Linked DNA regions of Homo sapiens: regions 2, 3 and 4 are each linked to region 1. Evidence: chromatin contacts called from ENCODE Hi-C or POLR2A ChIA-PET data. All regions are on one chromosome and are shown on one strand. Each heading gives the region's core, a stretch centred on a gene start or an enhancer-like site at or near the end of the contact. The rest is flanking DNA. Distances are from core to core; before and after follow the strand shown.

Region 1 (5,977 bases), core at 2,832-5,331:
TACTAAAAATACAAAAAAATTAGCCGGGCGTGGTGGCTGACACCTGCAGTCCCAGCTACTTGGGAAGCTAGCTGAGTCAGGAGAATGGCGTGAACCCAGGAGGCGGAGCTTGCAGTGAGCCAAGATCGCCCCACTGCACTCCAGTATGGGCGACCGAACGAGACTCCGTCTCAAAAAGAAAAACAAAGTGTATGTATACATATACACACACACACACACACACACACACACACACACACACACACACAAATTAGCCGGGCATGGTGGTGCACCCCTGTAATCCCAGCTACCCAGGAGACTGAGGCAAGAGAATCGCTGAACCCAGAAGGCAGAGGTTTCAGTGAGCTAAGATCGTGTTACTGAGAGGTGACAGCGTGCTGGCAGTCCTCAGAGCCCTCGCTTGCTCTTGGCACCTCCTCTGCCTGGGCTCCCACTTTGGCAGCATTTGAGGAGCCCTTCAGCCCCCCCCTCCACTGCACTGTGGGAGCCCTTTTCTGGGCTGGCCAAGGCTGGAGCCCACTCCCTCAGCTTGCAGGGAGGTGTGGAGGGAGAGGCGTGAGCGGGAACCGGGGCTGCGTGCGGCGCTTGCGGGCCAGCTGGAGTTCCGGGTGGGCGTGGGCTTGGCGGGCCCCACACTCGGAGCAGCCAGCCAGCCCTGCTGGCCCCGGGCAATGAGGGACTTAGCACCCAGGCCAGTGGCTGCGGAGGATGTACTGGGTCCCCTAGCAGTGCCAGCCCACCGGCGCTGCGCTCGATTTCTCACGGAGCCTTAGCTGCCTTCCCGCAGGGCAGGGTTCGGGACCTGCCGCCCGCCATGCCTGAGCCTCCCACCCACTCCGTGGGTTCCTGTGCAGCCCCAGCCTCTCCGACGAGCACCACCCCCTGCTCCACGGCGCCCAGTCCCATCGACCACCCAAGGGCTGAGGAGTGTGAGCGCACGGCGCGGGACTGGCAGGCAGCTCCACCTGCAGCCCTGGTGCAGGATCCACTGGGTGAAGCCATCTGGGCTCCTGAGTCTGGTGGGGACGTGGAGAGTCTTTATATCTAGCTCAGGGATTGTAAATACACCATTCAGCACCCTGTGTTTAGCTCAAGGTTTGTGAGTGCACCAATCGACACTCTGTATCTAGCTGCTCTGGTGGGGCCTTGGAGAACCTTTATGTCTAGCTCAGGGATTGTAAACACACCAATCAGCACCCTGTGTTTAGCTCAAGGTTTGTGAGTGCACCAATCGACACTCTGTATCTAGATGCTCTGGTGGGGCCTTGGAGAACCTGTGTGTGGAAACTGTATCTAACTAATCTGATGGGGACGTGGAGAACCTTTGTATCTAGCTCAGGGATTGTAAACGCACCAATCAGTGCCCTGACAAAACAGGCCACTCGGCTCTACCAATCAGCAGGATGTGGGTGGGGCCAGATAAGAGAATAAAAGCAGGCTGCCTGAGCCAGCATTGGCAACCAGCTCGGGTTCCCTTCCACACTGTGGAAGCTTGGTTTTTTTGCTCTTTGCAATAAATCTTGCTACTGCTCACTCTTTGGGTCCACGCTGCTTTTATGAGCTGTAACACTCACCACGAAGGTCTGCAGCTTCACTCCTGAGCCCAGCAAGACTAAGAGCCCACTGGGAGGAACGAAAAACTCCGGACGCGCTGCCTTAAGAGCTATAACACTCACCGCGAAGGTCTGCAGCTTCACTCCTGAGCCAGCGAGACCACGAACCCACCAGAAGAAAGAAACTCCGAACACATCTGAACATCACAAGGGACAGACTCCAGACGCGCCACCTTAAGAGCTGTTAACACTCACCGCGAGAGTCCACGGCTTCATTCTTGAAGTCAGTGAGACCAAGAACCCTCCAATTCCGGACCCATTACTGCACGCCCGCCTGGGCTCTGTCTCTAAAAATAAAAAAATTATACTTTTATAAACTCTTTCCTTGAAGGGTTAAATGCATATGAGGAAGCGGCACATGGACTTCCTTGGCGCTTCCCCCACCCTCCCTTTCTACCTTGTGTCCATACCAAATTTTGTGATTTATCACTAAGTACAAATTATTAGTTAAGTGCTATAAAGATTCTTTTGAAATACCTTTTGGGAAGGATATAGAATTTATTTTAAGAGCATAAAACTAGACAACTGGTGTTTCTTTATTGCTTGCTTTGGAACTCATATTCCTATTGGAGTTCCCAATTAGGCAGTTTGCGAATGAAAATTTCTAAATCTTGGGCTAAAGCCTGTTTTGGTAACAACTTTAGTCCTTATTTGAATTACATTAGTAGGCATGTGTACAACCTGTAACTTCTGAGATATTTGGTCCTTGAGACTTCTAGCGGCATTAAAAATATGACAGGTTCTAGGCTCTCGGTACTTACACACTTTTCTCTCTTTTTTTTTTTTTTTTTTGACAAGGCTGCTAAGAGAACACTGCAATCTTTGGGTAGTTCACCCGTTTTCTTTACTGTGCAAGGTTCATAAAGGCAGGCACTATGTCTGTCATGTTTGTCACTATATCTCCCATGCCAACCACAGTGTGTACTTCACATAATGAGCATTTCAAAGGCAACATTTGGTAAAGAGATATGAATGAAGGTCTTACACTGAAGCAGTGGGGAACAGTAGAACCAGCCTAAGCATTAGATCTGGGTTCAAATTCCAGTTTTGCTCATTATCTATGTGATCTACAGCAAGTTGCTTGACAAACTTTAATTTTTACTTTTTTGTAAAATGGGAATAATACCTATTATATAAGGATTATAAGAATCTATAATCATTTATTAAAACTAAGGAGTGTTTAGTGTTTTCTTCGTAATGTGTTTCAAAATATGGGCTTTAAAAATTGAGTGAAATACAATTCCTGTCCTTAATAAATTTCCACATACGATAGTAAGACAAATAAAAAAATACTACGGAAATTTTATGGGTTTTCAAGGTCGGGAGTGATGATGTGTTTGAGGGAATTAGGAAAGGAGGTGGCATATGAAAAAGTCCTTAAGGGATATTTAGGATCTCAGCAGTTAAAATGGGTAGGCATATCCAAGGTAAACAAAGAGAACATAAGCAGGGAGGTAAAAAGGTACTGAGTGTGACTGAAGAAGGGCCAGTTACTCCTGGCTGAACTGTAAGGTTCGCACAGGAAAGTAGAGATACGTCAGAAATGTGTGGTGGGGCCATATTAGTGGTGACAGGTTCTTTCTTTAATCCAGTAGACAATGAGAAACGCTGATTTGGGTCTATGGCATAATAGGAAGTAGTATGCCACATACTGCATGTGGGAGTTCTGCAGGACAGATTGGGAAGTGCATGCGTGTAAGACTGGGAAGACCAGTTAGGAGAGGCTATTGCACTGTTTTAAGTAAGACATAATAAAGCCCTGCACCAGGCGGAGAGCAGAAGGAACGCACAGAAGACGCAGGAGAGGCACATTTCAGAGAGAATCCAGTATGCAATGGATGTCGCACACAAGAGAGAGAGACGCAGGTGACCGGAGCCATTTACACTAATGGGTAAATCTCGGGAAAGCGCTGGTTTCGGCTACCGGCCAGTTACAGGTTTGAGGTGCCCGTCGCCGCCACCTTCCCTTTTTTTATATTCCTCTTTTTCTCATGGCCGCCTCCGCTTCCCTCCATCTCTCCCGCGCTAGTAACTGAGCTTTCAGTCATCGACCTGACCCTGCGTTTTCCCTCACGCTCCGATTCTGCTTCCTATCACTGCCTCCTACTGTACTATCACAGCCAGGACGAGCACGGGTCAGGCACTGAGGCTGTGGGACACTCCACCCGCCTGGTCCCCTATCGCCTCCGCCTAGGCAGCTGCCATGCGTGCGCCCCCACAGCTCTAGGACCAATAGGCAGGCCCTAGTGCTGGGACTCGAACGGCTATTGGTTGGCCGAGCCGTGGTGAGAGATGGTGCGGTGCCTGTTCTTGGCCCTGCAGAGAGCTGTGGGCGGTTGTTAAGGCGACCGTTCGTGACGTAGCGCCGTCAGGCCGAGCAGCCCCCAGGCGATTGGCTAGACAATCGAACGATCCTCTCTTATTGGTCGAAGGCTCGTCCAGCTCCGAGCGTGCGTAAGGTGAGGGCTCCTTCCGCTCCGCGACTGCGTTAACTGGAGCCAGGCTGAGCGTCGGCGCCGGGGTTCGGTGGCCTCTAGTGAGATCTGGAGGTGAGGCGGGCGGTGACCGAGAAGAGGGGCAGGGGCGGCGGGGAGCGGGGCGGAGATGGGTGGGAGCGGGGTTTGGGCTGTGTTGGTGGCAATTCTGGAGCTTCCCTCGGCCCTGGGAAGTGGCTACCGGCAGCTCCTGCGGACCTGGAGGGGGCTGCGGTTGCGCTTTGTCGGTGTGGCAGCTCGGACCCGCGGGGACTGCAAGGAATGTCCTTGAGGCCCGGCAGGCCGAGCGGCGGCCGGCATCAGTGCCGGAGTAACCCGGGGTCCCGGGGTGGGCTTGAGAGGCGGGCGGCGGTCTGGCCTCTTCGTGACTGCGGTCATCATCGGTGGACCCGCGGGGCGTAGCTGCGTTCATCGTCCCTGTTCAGTCAGAGTAGGCAGTGCTGGCTGCACGGTCACGAAAATCGGGGCGGAAAGGGTGTCAGGCAGGGTGACCTCGGAGGCCCCTGGATTCGAGAAATGCTAGGGGTCTATGGGGCTGTCGGGCCGGCAGCTCGCAGGGCAGACGGGAGAAGCGCCTGCATCCCGGGATCCGGGCATTCACGCCCAGGAACTGCTGTTCGTTAGCACCTTTCTTTTAGGTGACGGGAAAGATCTCTGTAAATACTGCTGACTAACTTAGAACCATGAAAGAACCGTGGATTGGTGTAGATGTGTCTGGTTATTTACAGGAGAACGGCTTGAGAGGATGCGGAGCCCAACGTGGGGATTCGCACAATGACTCAAAAGATTCTTCTCCCTCTTTTTTTTTTTTTTTTTTTGGTAAGGGGTGTAGTCTCCTTGGTGCTGATATTCTTTTAGGAAAAATGTACCTTGGAGATACAAATATAGAACAGTTAATTTCTGCAGTAGGAGGAGGTCGATGTACTCCATTCTTAAGTAGTCGTTTGAAATATTTCAGGATTTGAGGATATTCCTTCTTAGACATGGTCCTGCAGAGTCGTAGGAAGCATTTGTTTCTGGGCTATACTAAATGTGCATGATTTCGGCGTCCCACAAGGTAGAGAATGTACTTTTTGTTTACTTATGAATTTATTTTCCTCTCCATGCAGTGAAAGGCATTTTGCAATTTAGAGATAATCTAGCAAAGACCTGGACAGTACTTTGGGGATAGGCTGGATTTTGCAGGCCTGCTTTGTTGTAGTGTTCTTCCAGAACTTATGATAAACTTGGTGGCCAAAACAAATGGGAATTAGTAACATGAAGGTTAAACAAAATTGCACATAGGTTACAGCATTAACATGAAAATTGTCGGGTATGTGGGATAACCATTTCAAGATAAGAGTGTGAGTATGCGTGCATGCACACACTCTTTGTATTCCTTTATGGTCTAGTTTCTAGACTATAGATAGCCACATTATGGAATTACATGGTCTACTTAGGTTGACCCATGTGAAATTGCCAGTATTTAAAATTCAACTAACCTACAAAAATAGCAGTTTCATATGATTCCATTTAACACTTATCTTTGTCAGAGAACTTTGGAGCTCTAGCTTCATAAGTGAATGAAGAGAATAGATATGACTTAAAAAACAACATGTAATAGAATGTGAGCTAATTGGGTATAGAATCCAGATTTCCTGATTGCCAGTGCAAGATTCGTTTTTTTTTTTTTTTTTTTCCTTCTTTCTGGAATACCAGCTTGAGCAGCAGAATGCTAGATCTTGTTGGGATTGAAAATGACTGCCATATAAGACGCAGTTCTTGGCTTCAAAGAGACAAAATGTACACATTTATTAATTTGAGAACACTGTGAGATAGTATATAATCAAATACTGGAATGTGTAATGCAGGCGGAGTGCTGAGTAGGAG
Region 2 (5,977 bases), core at 2,308-4,807, 380 kb after region 1:
GCAAGCAGTTTGGTAAGGACAAAGCAATGGGTGCAAAGGATTGGCTAAGGATGAAACAAAAAGTAAGGAGCAGCCAGATCATGGAAGGTCAAAACTTGTCATATTAAAAATCTGGGTGTTTATTCTAGACAAGTTATTGAAATATTTTTTAAAAGTTACATGATCAGAAAGATCATTCCAGCAGCGTTGAGGATGAATTTGGATATTAAGAGAGATCAGGCTGGGTGCAGTGAATCATGCCTGTAATCCTAGCACTTTGGGAGGCTGAGGTAGGTGGATCACCTGAGGTCAGGAGTTTGAGACCAGCCTGGCCAACATGGCGAAACCCTGTCTCTATTAAAAATACAAAACAATTAGCCGAGCCTGGTGGCAGGTGCCTGTAATCCCAGCTACTTGGGAGGCTGAGGCAGGAGAATAGCTAGAACCCTGGGGGTGGAGGCTGCAGTGAGCCAAGATCGCACCACTGCACTCCAGCCTGGGTGACAGAGACTCCGTCTCAAAAAAAAAAGAGAGAGAGATCAATTGAGAGCTGACTGCAGTAGTCTAAGAGATAAATGTTCTCTTTGATAGTAATTAAGAAGATAAATGATGACCTAAGTCTAGGAAGTAGCAATGGGAAGGGGATGGAGGGTATGACTACAAGACAGTTGTGTTATGGTGATGGAAAGAGAAAATGATCAATAATAGATCAAGGGGTTAAAAAGAACTGTTGGTGGCTTCCAGATCTCCGGTTTGGGTAACTAGATGGATAGTGCCACTCACCAAGGCAAGGAAGGTAGGAAGATGAGCAGGTTGGGAGGAAGGACAATGAGTGCCATATCAGATGAGCTGGGTGTGAGGATGCCTCTGAGGCACTAGGGTAAAGCTGCAAGTATGCAGTCTGTGGTCACACTGGCTACGTAGTGCGCTACTCCAAGAACTGCCATTCACAATGGCTACACTGTGAATGGTGTTTCCTGGAGTTAAGCATTGTGGGAGCGCCGCACTGGAGGTATAAGTTGGAGATCCAGTTTGAGGAATCACTGGCATAATGGGAACTGCTGAAAAAAGGGAATGGATGAGACCACCTATAAAAAAGGAATGTGAGAAAAAGTTCTTATCCTGAGGTCCTGTATTAGTACGTTTTTCAAACTGCTATAAAGAACTGCCCAGGCCGGGCACGGTGGCTCATGCCTGCAATCCCAGCACTTTGGGAGGCTGAGGTGGGAGGATTACGAGGTCAGGAGATCAAGACCATACTAGCTAACACGGTGAAACCCCGTCTCCACTAAATACAAAAAATTAGCCTGGCGTGGTGGTGGGCGCCTGTAGTCCCAGCTACTTGGGAGGCTGAGGCAGGAGAATGGCGTGAACCCGGGAGGCGGAGCTCATAGTGAGCCAAGATCGCGCCGCTGCACTCCAGCCTGGGCGACAGAGTGAGACTCCGTCTCAAAAAAAAAAAAAAAAAAAAAGAACTGCCCAAAACTGGGTAATTTATAAATAAAAGAATTTTTATTGACTCACAGTTCCGCATGTCTGGGGAGGCCTCAGGAAACTTAAAATCATGGTAGAAGGGGAAGCAGGCACATCTTAGATGGCGGCAGGTGAGACAGTATGTGAGAGAGTGCAGGAAAAACTACCATTTATAAAACCATCAGATCTCGTGAGAATTCACTATCATGAGAACAGCACGGGGGAAATCGCCCTTATAATCCAATCACTTCCCTTCCCCTACATGTGGAGATTACAATTGAAGATGGGATTTGAGTGGGGACACAAGACCTAACCATATCAGGTCCCTATACCCGACTCGTATGCAATATTTTTATCATAAATGTGAATGTGTATTTTTCTAGAAAGAAGATCTTTCGCTTTAAATATGCGTTCAGAGGGGACCATAGCCCTAATAGAGTTAAGGACTACGACTGTGAATGAGAAGAGGGTTAAAGCCAGAACCACTAACATCTAAAGGGCAAGAGAAGAACAGTCAGCAAAGAAGAGGAGTCAGCAAAGGAAGTCAGAACATTAGAACTATGGAAGCAATATCACAACTTTGAGAAGAAAATAGAATTAGATGCCAAAGAACCATGAGGATTGGATAGAATTTGGAGATTAGGAGGTTGCTGAGACGTTTGCTTGAACAATTTCACTGGAAAGTAAAACAATTACAGGTCTTAGTCACAGTGGGCTGAAAAATAAATGAGAGATGAGGAAATTGAAATAGAAAAGGAAGATACAGGGAAAAGTGCAAAAATAGAATGGAAACACAGGCTGGAACTAAATTGTGGAAAGGAAAGTTCAACTTTTTCCAGTGAGTATCACTGTGCATACACATGTTAAGTAAACTAAATCTCAGCATGACTGTCTTTAGTTAAGCCAATTAGGGAGGATAAAATAAGTGCATGTATCTGCAGCAAGGAATGGCTGCTTCACTGACTTCAAATCTACCACTGTGATAACTTGGTCCATTTATATTTTTATTCACTTCTTCCTTCAGGATTTGAGACCAGGCAGGTAACAGGGGTGGGGGGGGGGGGGTGCTGATTATTTAAAAATGAGCTAGTAAGTATGGTCAGATCTCAAAAATTGTTTCTTAATATGGACACACTGCAGACACAAAAAAACCCACCGCACTCTTGGAAAATATGCTATCTTCCATCTGCCCTGCTTTATGTCAACAAGGTATGAGTTATTTGAAACTCTAGAACAGTAGCATTTTCCTTACTGTTTCTAGGTTCAGAAACAAAGGAGAAAAATGAAAACTGCTTTAATGGGTGGCGGACGCACATTAGTTCACTACATTTTCAGTAGTCTCTAATCCAAGGTATCAGAAAACAAGATCAAAACTTTTGTGTGCTTCTCTGTTGCCAGAAACATAAAATAACATCTTGGTAATTATCTGGCTGACAGCAAAACAGGGGTCTGGGAATTCAAATGGAACCCCCAAGAGGCAAAGGAAGAGCGAATTAACATGCAAACTAGCAGCAGGGTGATGTCGCCTGTGCCTTTCACCAGGCCTAGCTGCACTCAAGGAAAGGGGCGCGCCAGCCCCTCCCCAAAGCAGGGACTAGAAGCAGAGGAGAAAAGCCATTGCAGTAAGCAAAAGGCCATAAGTTTTCTTCCATCACCTTCCGACCCAGCCTGTTTTAAGAAAAATCTTACTTAAGCACAACAGAGCTTTATACATGGTTATTTTTTCTCAACGTTTTAAGTGACCGGAACCTCTGATGACAGTAATCGCTCAGCATCCCTCACTCCTGCTCACTTCCTCTTCCTGCACGCCTCGGAGGGGAAACTTTGGGACCTTCCGGCACAACAGCTGAATCACTCGCGGTCTGGGGAAGAGCCCAGGGGGAGGAAACACGCGCCAAGGAACTTTAAATCTCCCTCCACTACTTTCGCCAGGGATGCAGGGACGCAGGATCTGCCCGGAGCGCTGCTACCCACCGTCGCCGCTCGCGACCAAATCCCGACTCCTCGCTCTGCGCCTCTTAGCCGCGTCGCAGCTGCAGTGTCAGCAAGTGCAGCCTCAGCAAGCACAACCGCTACCTAGACGGCAACCTGACAGTTTCAAACTGCAGGGAGGAATTAAGGACCGCCCTGGGCATTGGTCCTTTGTTTCAGCAATCTGCCGTTTGATTGGTCCGAGAGCTGGGGGCGGGGATTTGGGCCGCTGCCGGGAGAAGCCGGAATTACTTTGGAGAGCCCCGCCCCCTGGCTCCGCAGGTTGGTAGGGGGCGGGGTCCTAGGGAGCCCCACCCAGCGCCCGTGGGGATTAAATATTGCGCGTGCTCAGTTCTGTTCAGCGGCTGCAGGCTGCTAAGCGGCTCCGGGAGCTGATTTGGATAGAGGCTGTTGAGCAGGGCTGAAGTTGGCTAATGCCGTGTGCTGTTGGCTTTCAACAATTCCGGTAACCTAGATATGAGTCCTAATGCTTTCGTCTGCATAAGAACAATCCGAAATTCTGGGCCAGGTGTGGTGGTTCATGCCAGTAATCCCGGCACTTTGGGAGGCCGAAGTGGGAGGATCGCTTGAGCCCGGGAGTTCGAGACTAGTCTGGGGAACATAGGGAGACCCTTTCTCTATAAAAAATTAAAAACAAAAAAAAAATCTGCATCATCCACAGATCCCCTGCAACAGAATCACTTGGAGGTGCTTTTTTTTTTTTTGAGATGGAGTCTTGCTCTGCCGTCCAGGCTGGTGTGCAGTGGCACTATCTCGGCTCACTGCAACCTCCGCCTCCCAGGTTCAAGGGATTCTCCTGCCTCAGCCTCCCGAGTAGCTGGGATTACAGACGACCGCCACCACGCCTGGCTAATTTTTGTATTTTTAGTAGAGATGGAGTTTCACCATGTTGGCCAGGCTGGTCTCGAACTCCTGACCTCAGGTGTTCCGCCCACCTCGGCCTCCCAAAGTGCTGGGATTACAGGCGTGAGCCACCACGCCCGGCCGAAGGTGTTGATTCCTTCGGTCATGGACACCGTCAGGAAATCTGAATTTTTAACACACACTGCCAGTGATTCTGATGCAGGAGTCTGCAGACCACCCTTTGAGAAATTGCTAGTCTAGGCTGGGCGCGTTGGCTCACGCCTGTAATCCCAACACTTTGGGAGGACGAGGCAGGCGGATCACCTGCGGTCAGGAGTTCGAGACCAGGCTGGCCAACATGGTGAAACCCCATCTCTACTAAAAATACAAAAATTAGCCGGGTGTGGTGGCTTACGCCTGTAGTCCCAGCTACTCCGAAGGCTGAGGCAGGAGAATCCCTTAAACCCAGGAGGCAGAGGTTGCAGTGAGCCAAGATATCGCCACTGCACTCCTGCCTGGGTGATAGTGAGACTCTGTCTCAAAAAACAAAGAAAAAACCAAAATTGGTAGTCTAGTTTTAACTAATCTCAAACGTGTCAGACTTCAAGATAGAGCCTTCTGGTGAAGTATTGGCCTTAGAATCAGATCATAATTATAATCTAGCTTTACCATCTACTCGCTGTCACCTTGGATAATACTACTCACATACTAAGGTGGTAGGAGATTAAAGGAATTAATATATCTAAAACACCGAACACACAAACATATAGTCTTTCAACTTACATTGGCAACAGATAGGCTAGAGGTATGAGGACCCAGATGGCAAAGGTACCTAAGTAGCCCAGACTGGGGTTCTGCAATCTGAAGAACAGATACTGAGATCTGGGTGAGTTTTCAGGCTCCCTTCTGTTACCTCCAGTATAAGGTTTCTTTTTCTGTAGATAGAAATGACATAACCTGGGTCTCACTTACTTTTATGTTGGCAGAACCAGACTTCTACTTACACAAACAAGTAAGAAGAGCACCAGAAGTTTCTTTGGCATAAATTATGTTTGTTCTCCCCCTTTTTTTTCATGCTTATTATAGAGGACAAGTTCCTATTAATAGCTGCAAATTCATACTTGGTTCTAGTATTTGTTTTTTAATTGAATTGCCTTTTGGTGACCCCATACACTATAATTGATACTGAATCACTCTTCTGGTGCCCTCCTGCCACTAGGCTCCAAGTTTCTCTTTTCTGTCTTCCTTTTTGGGGAGGAGAGATTTTTATCGCAAACCATTTAGTAAACAATCCCATTCTCCTGTAAAACTATAGAGAGAAAGAGACAGAACCTTGTCTGGATGTTATGAATTTAGAACTGATATCTTTTCCCAAGGTTCCTAGAGAGGGAGGGAAAGAGAGAGAGAGAGAATTTAAAGCCCCCACAAACCCATAATAACTTGGTTGCCAGCTTGAACCCTTCATAATTATTTATTCATTCAACACAAATATTTAACATCTGTCACAGGCAAAGCAAATTTTTGTTGGTGCTGGGGATAGAGTGGTGAGCAAAACACAGTTTGCCCTCATGGAACTAAGAGTCTAATGGGAAAAACCGATATCAAACCAACAAATCCACCACACATATGAATACATAACAGCTGTGTGAACCTGGGCAAGCTGCATAACCTCTCTGTACTTCGGTTTCTG
Region 3 (5,977 bases), core at 2,402-4,901, 360 kb before region 1:
GCAGACAGCCCGGCGCCACACCCTGGGCCTGGTAGTTAAAGATCAACCCCTGACCTAATTGGTTATGTTATCTATAGATTACAGACATTGTGTAGAAAAGCACTGTGAAAATCCCTATCCTGTTTTTTTCCGATCTAATTACCAGTGCATGCAGCCCCCCATCACGAACCCCCTGCTTGCTCAATCGATCATAACCCTCTCACGCGCACCCCCTTAGAGTTGTGAGCCCTTAAAAGGGACAGGAGTTGCTCACTCGGGGAGCTCTGCTCTTGAGACAGGAGTCTGGCTGATGCCTCCGGCCAAATAAACCCCTTCCTTCTTTAACTTGGTGTCTGAGGAGTTTTGTCTGCGGCTCGTACTGCTACACTTCTATTTAATTGTATTCCAGTAAAATTCTTTTTATCCCTGTCCCTATTTTTAGAGACAATAAAATCTTTTGGAGAAAATAAAATTGGGCTCTACAGGCCTGACTCTTGTTTTGAAAGCTGACTGATGAAATTCTGGCACATGGCTTTAAAAATGCAAGATATCATAATGAACAAAAAGAGGCTCATAAAAAGATGAAGGTGTCTCTTTCCCCTGAAGCTTCAGTGGGAGAGGATCATTTATGTCACAGATCAGTTAACAGAATCAGTATTGATAAGGAATTAGAATGTAAAACCTTGCAAGAACATTTATTCTTGTTGTCCTGTGCAACATGAAGACTTGTATGAAGGTGTATAATTGTAATGAGACCTTGAAGGCATGATTTGAATTGTAATGGGATCTTGAAGGCATGATTTGAATAAGGAATCCTGCAAGAGTCTAAAGACTCTTTAGAAACCTGCAAGTCTGATTGGCTGTTGTTATGGTTTGAATGTCTGTGTCCCTTGAAAATTCATATATTGAAACCTAACCACAAAATGATGGTACTAAGTGTGCGGCCTTTGGCAGGTAATTACGTCATGGGGGCTCTCCCCTCATGAATGACATTAGTGTCCTTATGAAAGGGCTGGAGGGAGTTTGACCCTTTTTGCTCCTTCTGCCATATGAAGACACAGCAGCAGGGTGGCACCCATGAAGCACAGAGCAGCCCTCACTAGACACTGAATCTGCTGGTGTCTTGATCTTGGACTTCCCAGCCCCTAGAACTGTGAGAAATAAATTTCTATAATTTATAAGTTACCCAGTTTAAGGTATTTGTTATAGCAGCAGGAACAGACTGAGACAGTTGTCTTCATAATTCGCTACCTTGGTACTAATGTATTGACATCTGTATCCTTACCTGTATACCTGTATGATTGGTGTCAAGTCAGAAAAGCATTATTAGCACTTTTCTATCACATGCATGATAGAAATACCAAATGCTATGACTCATTTTAACAATGAGATTGAGAGTCTTACTTCTTTTACATTTATATCATAACTTCAAGGCACATTTTAAAAAATCAGGTTTCTGTATATCCTGGTAAGGTTTTTTTTCTTCTTTAACATATGTTCTGAGACTGAATCTGATTTCAGAAGTGCAGATATTTTCAGAAATGTAGATTTTTAAATAAATCTTAAGGAAAACTTGGCATTTAAACAAATGTAATTGTTGGCATTTTAATTCTGTGTGTCAGTGGATATTCAATTGTCAGAGTTATGCTTCTGTAATCTTGAGGCCATTCTTAACAGCGTATAAGGCTGAGAATAAATTACACTGTGCATCCCCTTCTCCCTATCCCCTAATATTTTGTTCTGGGGAAATCTGTTTAAAATATTTATCAAGAGCAACTTAAAAGGTAAATTAAAATGCAGAGTTACAAAGAGACAATAACCAGCATTCTAAATGGTGTGTGTGGAAGATACAGGAACCCTTGATGCTTCCTGGCCATCAGTCAGGTGACCCAGGGCATAAGGAATATTCTGTTAACTTTATGTAGACACCTTGGGTCTTTCAGAAAACCATCTGCCTTCTTCTATAGCTTGTTGGCTTCTCAAATCCTTGCAAAACACTGGGCATCTGATTTCCTAAGCAGTTTGGGACCCCAAAAGATTCTTTCATTTTGCTCTGCCTGAGGGCAGTGTTTCCACCTTTACGGTTCAGCTATCTCTGTATTATTTACTTAATATTTTTATAAGGCCTTGCTCTGTTTCCTTAAATGTATTTACTTTAAAAGGACACTTTATATTATGATCTTAAATGGAAAAACTGGTGTCAGACAAAATTCCAACAAATTTAGTTATAGATTGAATTTGGCTTTTGTTTGTAATTCATGAATGGGGTGGCTTTCATTCTAAAATAGAATCAGAGTCCCCCATTCCCACCGCCACCCCCACTCTGGGCAATGGCAGAATGGTGGGTTTTGCAAGGTGGGGACAAGAAAACAGAACAAGAAAAAAAGGTGATTGGTCAATTTCAGGTTACTTTTTTGATAAGGGTTAAACAGAGGGGACTTCATTATTATGCCAACTCAGGTAGACTGGAATCTCTCCTGTTTTCAGCAAATATAGGGCTGTGGGGACGTATCTGTTTCCTTAAAGTTTCAGTTTGATTACGTGGCATTTAGCATGAGTGACTTCATTTTGGTTTGGACTGGTCTGTTGCGGCCTAGTGCTAGAGCTCAGCCTAAAAAATGGCCTCCCATAATTTTTGTTTACACTAGTATCACACTATAAATGGAAGGCAACTTCAGGCCAGAGATGGGCTCACATCAGAAAAATCCAGAATTCAATCATGTGCCCCGATTTAAAACCACCAATGTCTTTTGAAAGCCTTTCTGGGCTGACAAAGTTCTGTGTGATTGGTCTCTGATACCACTCTCTCTAGAGCTTCACCCCCTACAGTGCAGGCCTATTGACCTTCTTCTAGGCCCTAGACTTGCCAAGCTCACTCTTCCTCTGTATTTGGTGTGACCAGCTTTTTCTTGTCATTCCAATCTCTGCTTAAATGTCGCCTCCTGGAGTGGTTGCTGTTGGTGTCCTGCCCAGAAGCTTAGGTACCTTTACTAGCTCTATTTGACCACTCCCTTTCCCCCTAAATCCTCCATGTCACCAACAGCATATTTTACATACAGCATTTTGTTCAAAAAATATTTGTTGAATAGAGGGGAAAACATAGATAAATGGCTGGATTGACACATTTGAAGAATTATAATAAATTGATTTGAATAATTAATTGATAAGACAGAAAACTTATTAATTATTATCTACTAACCACAATAGTTTTCAGAATAATCAGCTAAGGGAATAAAACAAAGACAGGATGATTTAGAGAGGAATTCTCAAGATTGGGCATCATAACCAGAGGTGTCCCGAGTTAGCAGAGAGCGGGAGGAACGCTCTGCACATCTGGGGACTGCCATTGGGACCACTAAAGACAAATGTACTTGCTGTTAGTTTCCATTAGACAGACTCATAAAATACTACAGTTTGGTGTGCAACACAGACTGAGCCTTGAGATGACACAAAGCACAATGCCTGCATCGGGTTACCATATTTGGCAGATTGGAAAATGACTGTCAATGCCACCTGAAGGGTCAATGTGACTGTTTTAGATGATAAAACTCTCACAATCTCTGTCCCTTATAGAGTATGATTTCTGATTCCCTAGACTGATCAGAAACTTCTAGTGTCAAAGGGATGTGAATCATTTGACTGCATGTCTTCCTGTCTGCCCTCCTCTCAGCTCATTTGAGGTAAATGCTTAGCAGACACGTTCCCACTGATAAAACTGCATGCATATTTACTCTTCACTTTCTTGTTCTTTCAGACACAAATGCACAGTCTTAATCATAATAGGAGACACATTTGTAGTCCAAGAGTTGCAGCAATAATCTTACTGATTTTGCTTTTCTGCTTGCTTTTTCTGAGAAGACACGTTACTGTGATGCAAGGTGTGAAAGCTGCTGATGTTTACAGGAAACAGATTGGAACAAGATATCAGCACAGACTGAGGTACCACGTTGTAGGGAGCCTGCCACTGCTTCCCAGGCCTCCCTGCCACCAGTAGCCCATTGGTGGCCTGCCCATTTGGGGTTTTGGCTGGTACCAAATGTGCAATTGCTCACTGTATCACACTTACAGCACTTATAAAGAAACTCTGACACTGTAAGTGCCAAGGTAGGGAAGGGGAGGGAGGTGGGATTGGAGGATTTTGCTCACTTCTACATAGCCTTCATTAGCATCCCCTAAAGCTGCCTGAAATAAACATTCAATCTAAATAAAGACTTATTTCTTGATATGTAAATGCAGCTTAAAAATAAGTCCCTTTCACACCTCTTTTAGCCACAAGATTGCCCCGAACCCCTTCTGGAAAGACATTCTGAACTCAGGGAGAACTTGGTACAGAATTCTTCTTTAAGACAAGACTTGTGAATTAAAGTAGTATGTTCAATATCACTATATTTACCAATATCTGTTCCTTCTCCTATCCTAGGCATATGGAAGACTGTACTTCTCAGTTTCTTTGCAGTTGGATAGGGCCATGTAACTAGTTATCATGGCCAGTGTAATGATACACATCATTTCCAGGTGAGACAGTGTGATTCGCCCAACTCTTTCTTCCCCAACTTAGGCAACCATGGAGAAGATTGTATGCTGAGATGGAAGACCCAAAAGATTGAAGCAGCCTGGATAACTCGGGTACCACACAGAGGACAACTGCCCTAGAGAGTTGCCTTGACCCGCAAAAGACATTGCCTGAGATGAAAATAAACTTTTATTGTGTTAAACCTTTGAGATCTGGGGCTTGTTTGTTACTGCAGCATAACTTAGCCCATTCTTACTAACATAAGAAATGCCCAATGGAGTGCCTGTCAATTCTTCTCGGATCTCATCCTACCTCTCTTCCAGCCAGATACTATCTTACAAGCTAGTCCTCTCTCCTCTAATACTCTTCCACAGCCAACCCATCTTTAGACTCTCTAATCACCTAAACCTTAAGATTTTTCTTCCTCAAGAATCTTTCTCAAGCCACATTTGCCTTAGCAGTTCATTCTTCTGAGAATTTATTCAATTGTTTCATGAAACAAATAAAGTCTCATGGAGAATTAGTCTCAGTATCCAGGGAAGAGAGAATATTTGATTTTCTTCACATAATGTATTTTTACATGACTAAATTAAAAAGTAGGTCGTTTGTCTTTACTAGGTGAAGATAAGAACTACTTTCCCCTTTTCCTGACACTTCTAAAGTTAATCTTAGGACTTAAAATGCTGGTGTAAAAATAATTGCTTTTTCCTCTACTGTAAAGTTAACACCTAAGTGCCTAGAGACTCTGCCAGTGACCCAAACTTAAACTCCAACCATTTGCACAGAATGATCTTTCCCTGGCCAAAGAAAATGCCTCCTTGGGTCTAGAAGTTAGGCTTGCAGTTTTTGAACTGCTCCATCAATCTACGTGAAACTTCACACTTCTCGGCCATAACTGCTAGGGAGAATGCTAGAAACAACTGGATCTTTATTTTCTCCGATCACCTCTGAGTGAACGAGGCAGAATAAATAAAGCAATGGACCCTTAGATGTACTTTACTGAGTTGACCTTTAAAGTTAGTGGAGTAGAATTCACTTGGATTCTATGTCCACTTGCTCTTTTAACTTTAGTTAAAAGCAAATAACAGAAAATTTAAATACAGAGGCTGAAACGATTAGTAGTTTAATTGATGATTTCTTTTTGGTCTGATATTTTAGAGATTCAAAGATCTCCCCAAAGGTGAGAAGTAACTTCTAGAGGGTGTTAGAATGTTATCCCCAGCCTTCAGGACACAGAAACCCTTATCAAATATAGAAAGGTTGGAAAGCAGCCAATTGTCAGAAAAGCCTGGGTGGACTGTATCCAAGGCAAAAAGACCCAACTGGAGAGATAAGCTGGCCTTACTTTGTGAAGATGACCCGGTTGGTTGCCTCAGTTACAGAGCTCCAGTATCCTCTATCCCCCACCCCCTCCTTCTCTAGTTCTTTTGGGATGGCAATATGTCAGCGCTAAATCACACTTAAACATAAACCAATCATGACAAC
Region 4 (5,977 bases), core at 1,395-3,894, 300 kb before region 1:
TATTTCCCCTTCTACCTGCCCGGGTAGACAAGGAGGTCTGACCTGTTGTGGAGTTTATTGCCACATAGGCACAAGTTCCTAGTGATGACAGAACTGAAAAAGCTGTTGCAAGGTTTGGTGGCTATAACTCAGGTGAAATATGGTCTATAATAATTCAGTAAAAACCTACTCCTCACTAAAGTCCCAATAGGGATGTTGAATGAGGCATTTCCCTCAAACCATGTTCTTCTCCCAACCCATCCAGGCATTGTTGGAGCCTTCAAGGAAGCAGCAAGAACACAGAGGTGCACCCCAGCTAAGCGGACACGACCGCATTCAGGGACACCCCAGCTAAGCGGACACGACCGCATTCAGGGACACCCCAGCTAAGCGGACACGACCGCATTCAGGGACACCCCAGCTAAGCGGACACGACCGCATTCAGGGACACCCCAGCTAAGCGGACACGACCGCATTCAGGGACACCCCAGCTAAGCGGACACGACCGCATTCAGGGACACCCCAGCTAAGCGGACACGACTGCATTCAGGGACACCTCAGCTAAGTGGACACGACCGCATTCAGGGACACCCCAGCTAGGTAGGCACGACTGCATTCAGGGCTAAATGGCTACAACCATTAGCAGCTCTTCAACTAACTCTTCTTACCTTGGCAATTTAAAAACCCAGGACTTTCAAAGAAGTACAGATGCTTCCTTTCCCAGGGAAGAAAGGGGAATGGTAAGTCAAGAATGAGAGGAAGACTGAGGAAAAAAGGACAGAGTAAGGCTGAGTTTAGGGACCAAGAATGCCTGAGCTTTTTTCAGGAACAGGTTGTGGGGCACTGGGGAGAGAGGAAGAAAGGAGCTGCGCTTCAGGATGCCACAGACCTTGGGCCTGAGTCCCTGGACGAACTCTTAGTAGCTCTAAGACTTTGATCAAACTATTTAAGCTCTCTGAAGGCCAGTTTTCTTGTTAAAAATGGGGCTGGACTACTCTAGGAAAATGTGGCCAGATTGCTTTTTAAAGCAGCTCTATGATCCTGTTCCTCCTCACCGGGTGTGACCTCCCAACCGGGGTCTCCAGCTACCCCAACGCTGGCGCTTTCTGACTGACAGAGGTTTCAAACCTCCCTGGGATGCAGCTCCCAGAGGGATGGGCAGGCCGCCATCTTTGCTGTTTTGCAACTTGACTGTTGATACCTGCAGGTACTGGAAAATCTGAGATGATTAGGGACTTCATGGCTTCTTTAAAGATCCTGCCCAGACCTGTGGCTTATTGTCCTGTTTTTCAATCTACCTCCTATTTCTCCACAAAGTCTTAACAAATTCAGTATTTTAGAATTAGTGCACGAAGGCCTCCATGTAATGCTCTTTATTAATTTTATGTATATTCATCCCTCAGTATATGCAGAGGATTCATTCCAGGGCCCCCGTCCATAACAAAATCTATGCACACTCAAGTCCCACAGTCAGTCCTGAGGAACCAGGTATGGGAAAAGTTGGCCCTCCATACATGTAGGATTTGCATTCTGCAAATACTACATTTTCAACTTGTATTTACTTGAAAAAAAAAAAACCTGTGTATAATTGGACCCCCTGAAGTTCAAACCTGTGTTGTTCAAGGGCCATACTGTAGTTATTAATAATGTAGAATCACTCAATCAAGAGTTGTCACTAGGTGCACTATTCTAAGTACTCTAGATGTAATTCAATCCCCTCAAGAGATCGATGAGGTAGGTACTACTGTTATCCCTCTATTATAAGAAAGGAAACTGAGGCACTGTAAGACAACTAAATAAATGCCCAAGGTTACAGTTCTAGAAAGTGCTTTAAATGGAACCTGAACTCAGAGAGTCTTGCTCCAGACTTGCACTTTTAACCCTTTATGCAATAGTGTCTCTCAGAATATAAAGAAAAAATTCTCCATATTTCCCGCAACAGTTTTAGCACTTGACTAAATTTTCTCATTACTATGTCTTCTCTAAATGTCCTAGAACAGGAACAGGAATGGATCCCAAACATGGTCGAGGAGATCTTCCACCCTGTTTAAGAGATGATTTCCATGGAGAATGAGCCTGGAGGAATGCTGGGTGAGGAATCACATTCTGTCTCTGCAGTCAGAGGCTGAGACTGATCAATGAGCTAATGAAGAGGTTAGTCAGTCTTCCAGCCCGTAGAATCAATTCAAGGAAAAGAGAGCAAGCTCATCCTGAGGGACTCTGCCATTGGTTACTCCTGTCCCGTATCCTGTCACCAATGACTATCGATTCATTTGTTCTTATAGTTATCTGTGACACCATTTAAGCACAGAGAATTGCTAATTGTTTTAGAAAACTTTCTGGGTTAAATTTCTCTTCATGTGGAGAATATTCCCTCTTCAGGCCACCTTAAAGTTCTTAAACTTTGTATTATTACATATCAGTTTGAGAAATAGGATATGAAGAGCTTATTGATTTAGAAATGTCAGGGCTTTTGCTTCTGTCTAAAGCCTTACTAAGAAGAATCACCAGTTAAGAAGATCAATATAAAGACGAACTCACTAAAAAGCATCCTGATCTAGTTGAATAAGCTAACATCCTGCTACTGCAGCTCCTTGATTTCAATGAAGTCACTGATTCTCCCTTGGTGACTCGCTCACTGCCAAGCCCAGGGGATGTTCTGGAGTGAGACCATTAGGTGGGAGGATGACTCAGTCAGATGCAGTTCCTCCACACTCCCACAGCACTCCAGGAGTCATGCAGAGGAGTGGAAAGACAGGTTTCTTGCCTAGATGACCTTACATTCTTATTGTTCTGGAGAAAAGATTGCAAAAGCAAATAATAATCAGATTGTGAGCAGGTAAACATACCAACTATGCAAAACACAAGGAGACGTATGACTCGGTCAGAAATCCAATACAAATTGAGGACAAGCATTTCTCAAATAATAATAAGATATGGTCTCTAAAAGGAAAAGATTTTCTATTCTCTTTTTATAAAGTAAACACTTTCAGGCCGGGCACAGTGGCTCACATCTGTAATCCCAACACTTTGGGAGGCTGAGGCAGACTGGCCTGAGTGCAGATCACCTGAGATCAGGAGTTTGAGACCAGCCTGGTCAACATGGTGAAACTCCGTCTCTACTGAAAATACAGAAAATTAGCCGGGCATGGTGGCACACACCTGTAATCCCAGCTACTTGGGAGGCCGAGGCAGGAGAATTGCTTGAACTTGGGAGATGGAGGTTGCAGTGAGCTGAGATCATGCCAGTGCACTCCAGCCTGGGCAAGGCAAGATTCAGTCTCAAAAAAACAAAAACAAAACAAAAAACAAAAAAAACAAAAAACAGAAAAACAAAAAAACCCAAACCACTTTCATTAAAAAAAAAAAAAAAAAATCAGAAAAGTCCAAAAACGAAAATAAAGCTCACCAGGGGCCCATCACCTGGCAATAACATCTTGTAGACAGTATATCCTTCCAGACTGGTTTTAAGAAACACATTTTTTTTTTGGCTTTGCTTTATAACAGTCTCACTATATAGGCATTGTCTTACCTGTTTCTTTCATTTCACAGTATATTATGAACAAGTCCTAACCTAAACTGGGTCTGTAAATTATTACAGTGTAAACAAATCCTAACAGAGGTAAACATACTTTTCTACAGGAAAAAAACCATTCAAATAATAGAATTCATGTATCTAGGTCTTCTCCACCAATCCTTAATTAATAAACCCACAGTTCCTGAAGAAGCCCAGAAGTGCAATATTAAAACGGAAAATAACTTTACAGGTGGTTGAGCCCATATTTCTTCTCTAAATGTGTCTAGCCATCATTTAACCCCATCTCATTCCTGGGGTACTGGGAACACCTTCCCCCTTTACATATGTGTCTTGGTTCATTCCTGCTGCTATAATGAAATATCTTAGACTGAATAATTTAGAAACGATAGGCTTTTATGTCTTGCAGTTCTAGAAGCTGGGAAGTCCAAGATCAAGGCACAGATTTGGTGTCGGTGAGGGCTGCCCTCTGCTTCCAAGATGGTGCCTTGCTGCTGTGTTCTCACATGGCAAAGGGCAGACGGGCAAAGGGGGGGAGAGGTGAATGAGCTCCCCCAAAACATCTTTTATAAGGGCACTAGTCCTATGCCTTAGGGCTCTACCCTCATGATTTAATCACTGTCTAAAGGCCCCACTTCTTAATACTCTCACACTGGTGATTAAATTTCAACACATGAATTTTGGGGAACACATTCAGACCATAGCAGTATGTGTCTATCCAACTGCTCCCTATCAAGGGATTGGACAGAGGAGGGATGCCCAACTGCCCCTATTCAGGTCCCTTACGGTGGCATTTGGTCCAGACTGGCTCTACTCCCCACTCCATGGAGCCTGCTCTGGCTAAAGTCAACAAAAGCCTTCATGTTGCCAGAGTCAGCGACACATACCTGTCCCTTCCTAATGATCGATGCTAAGAGATAGCACTATTTCCATGATCTTATTCACTGTTTTTTTTTGTTTTGTTTTGTTTTGTTTTTCAGACAGGGTCTCACTCTGTCACCCACGCTGGAGTGCAATGGCACAATCTCGGCTCACTGCAACCTCTGTCTCCCAGGTTCAAGCGATTCTCCTCTCCTGCCTCAGCCTCCCTAGTAGCTGGGATTATAGGCACCCACCACCACGCCTGGCTAATTTTTTTGGTATTTTTAGTCGAGACGGGGGTTTCACTATGTTGGCCAGGTTGGTCTCGAACTCTTGACCTCAGGTGATCCACTTGCCTCGGCCTCCCAAAGTGTTGGGATTACAGGCGTGAGCCACTGCACCCGGCCTCTTATTGTTCTTACCTTATACTCCATTCAATTATTCTATACTCCATTCAGTAAATCTATGAGATAGGTACGATTATCATTATCCTCATCTTTCAGATTAAGAAATCAAGTCAGAAGATAAATAACTTACCTTAGTTCATATAGCTAGTATATTGGAGGAGCAAGGATTTTCAACCATGGTCCAATTTTCAACTATGGTCCAATTTCAGAGCCTATACTACTAACCACAATTCGAGACTGCCTTTCCAATCTCCTGGCAGTAGTAGAGCCTGTTCTACAACCAAAATGTATTTCAAATCCACCCACCTCTTTCCACTCCATGGGAACCTCTCTAACCCAAGCTAGCATCAACTCTTGCCTAGATACAAAATAACCTTACCTGGCTTCCCTTGCTTTCCTCTAATCCATTCTCTGTACTGTAGCCAAAATGATTTTTTAAACATACAAATCAGATCACTTCCCCTCCCTAATCCCACTCCCTACATCTAAAACCCTTCATTGGGATTTCATGTCATGTAGAATACAATAAGAAATCCTTTTCATGTCCATAAAGGCCCAGGCAGTTCCCATGGCTGCCTTACTCTACGAGTTCATCTTATTCTACTCTGTCTTTCTCATAAAACTCTAAGCAACACCAGCCTTCTAAAAGTTCCTAGAACATCCTAGTCTCTTCCTTGCCTCAGGATCTTTGCAACTCCTGTTTCCATGTCTAGACTACTTTTCCTGGATCCTAGCATGACCAGCTGCTCCAGGAAAAGAAATAGCTTTTCCTCAGGTCCTCTCTGATAACTTTTTTTTTTTTTTTTTGAGAGTCTCGCACTGTCGCTTAGGCTGGAGTGCAGTGGCGCCAACTCAGCTCACTGCAACCTCCGCCTCCCAGATTAACCCTTCTTAAATCTCTCTCCTATCACACTCCTTGTTTTCTTCTGAGCACTTGCTACAAGGAGTAGTTACTTTACTTGTTTAGTACCTGTCCTGAGACAGAAACATAAGGTCTTTGAAGGCCTCACTCACTACTTTACCCCCAGTATTAAAGACATCCATACCTGGTACGGGGTAGTTGCTCAATGGGACAGAGTCAGAAGACCTAAGTTCTAGTCTGGGCTCTGCCACAAAAAATTCTTCAAGTGACTCTAGCATATCACTTAATCTTGGCAAATCTTTCTTTCCCATGTGTTAAATGGGATAATGTTTT

Evidence for each region. Hi-C counts contacts between places; a loop is a spot of excess contacts on that map. ChIA-PET counts read pairs that join two places held with the same protein, here RNA polymerase II (POLR2A). Pooled maps may share reads with other maps.
Region 2: a loop to region 1 is called in a map of B cell, with 16 times the contacts of the local background. The contact joins the promoter of POC5 here to the promoter of HMGCR in region 1. A Hi-C loop is called at or near these places in 15 of 168 maps with a recorded cell type or tissue (B cell, CD4-positive, alpha-beta T cell, CD4-positive, alpha-beta memory T cell and 10 more), 14 of 37 single-sample maps with no recorded cell type and 33 of 50 pooled maps. POLR2A ChIA-PET finds 5 or more read pairs at or near these places in 23 of 52 experiments (A549, AG04449, AG04450 and 17 more).
Region 3: a pooled map shows a loop between it and region 1 (4-fold over the local background). The contact joins the enhancer-like site here to the promoter of HMGCR in region 1. A Hi-C loop is called at or near these places in 4 of 50 pooled maps. POLR2A ChIA-PET finds 5 or more read pairs at or near these places in 5 of 52 experiments (A673, Caco-2, HEK293 and 2 more).
Region 4: a loop to region 1 is called in a map of PC-9, with 6 times the contacts of the local background. The contact joins the enhancer-like site here to the promoter of HMGCR in region 1. A Hi-C loop is called at or near these places in 7 of 168 maps with a recorded cell type or tissue (CD4-positive, alpha-beta T cell, CD8-positive, alpha-beta T cell, HCT116 and 4 more), 9 of 37 single-sample maps with no recorded cell type and 8 of 50 pooled maps. POLR2A ChIA-PET finds 5 or more read pairs at or near these places in 9 of 52 experiments (AG04450, HEK293T, MCF 10A and 5 more).

Annotation. Positions count from the first base shown.
Region 1 is chr5:75,333,139-75,339,115 of GRCh38, forward strand. It overlaps HMGCR (3-hydroxy-3-methylglutaryl-CoA reductase), which reads left to right and starts at 4,082. Exons shown (of 20, transcript NM_000859.3): 1 at 4,082-4,162. RefSeq lists enhancers at 3,993-4,553, 4,554-5,112 and a silencer at 4,194-4,313.
Region 2 is chr5:75,713,880-75,719,856 of GRCh38, forward strand. It overlaps POC5 (POC5 centriolar protein), which reads right to left and starts at 3,558. Exons shown (of 12, transcript NM_001099271.2): 1 at 3,427-3,558. LOC441087 (a long non-coding RNA gene) reads left to right here and starts at 3,553. Exons shown (of 3, transcript NR_149046.1): 1 at 3,553-3,705. RefSeq lists an enhancer at 2,954-3,263.
Region 3 is chr5:74,971,065-74,977,041 of GRCh38, forward strand. LOC105379040 (a long non-coding RNA gene) reads left to right here. Exons shown (of 2, transcript XR_948485.3): 2 at 4,538-4,694. Among named protein-coding and RNA genes, the nearest start is that of GCNT4, 79 kb to the right of the region's middle. RefSeq lists an enhancer at 2,549-3,050. Within about 2 kb of position 3,652, at least 3 of the 41 ENCODE cell types and tissues checked have a DNase peak (open chromatin) inside an H3K27ac peak, as active enhancers do.
Region 4 is chr5:75,034,612-75,040,588 of GRCh38, forward strand. The region is part of intron 3 of GCNT4 (glucosaminyl (N-acetyl) transferase 4); the gene reads right to left. Among named protein-coding and RNA genes, the nearest start is that of GCNT4, 15 kb to the right of the region's middle. RefSeq lists an enhancer at 1,965-3,164. Within about 2 kb of position 2,645, at least 2 of the 41 ENCODE cell types and tissues checked have a DNase peak (open chromatin) inside an H3K27ac peak, as active enhancers do; they include HCT116, where a contact is called at or near this core.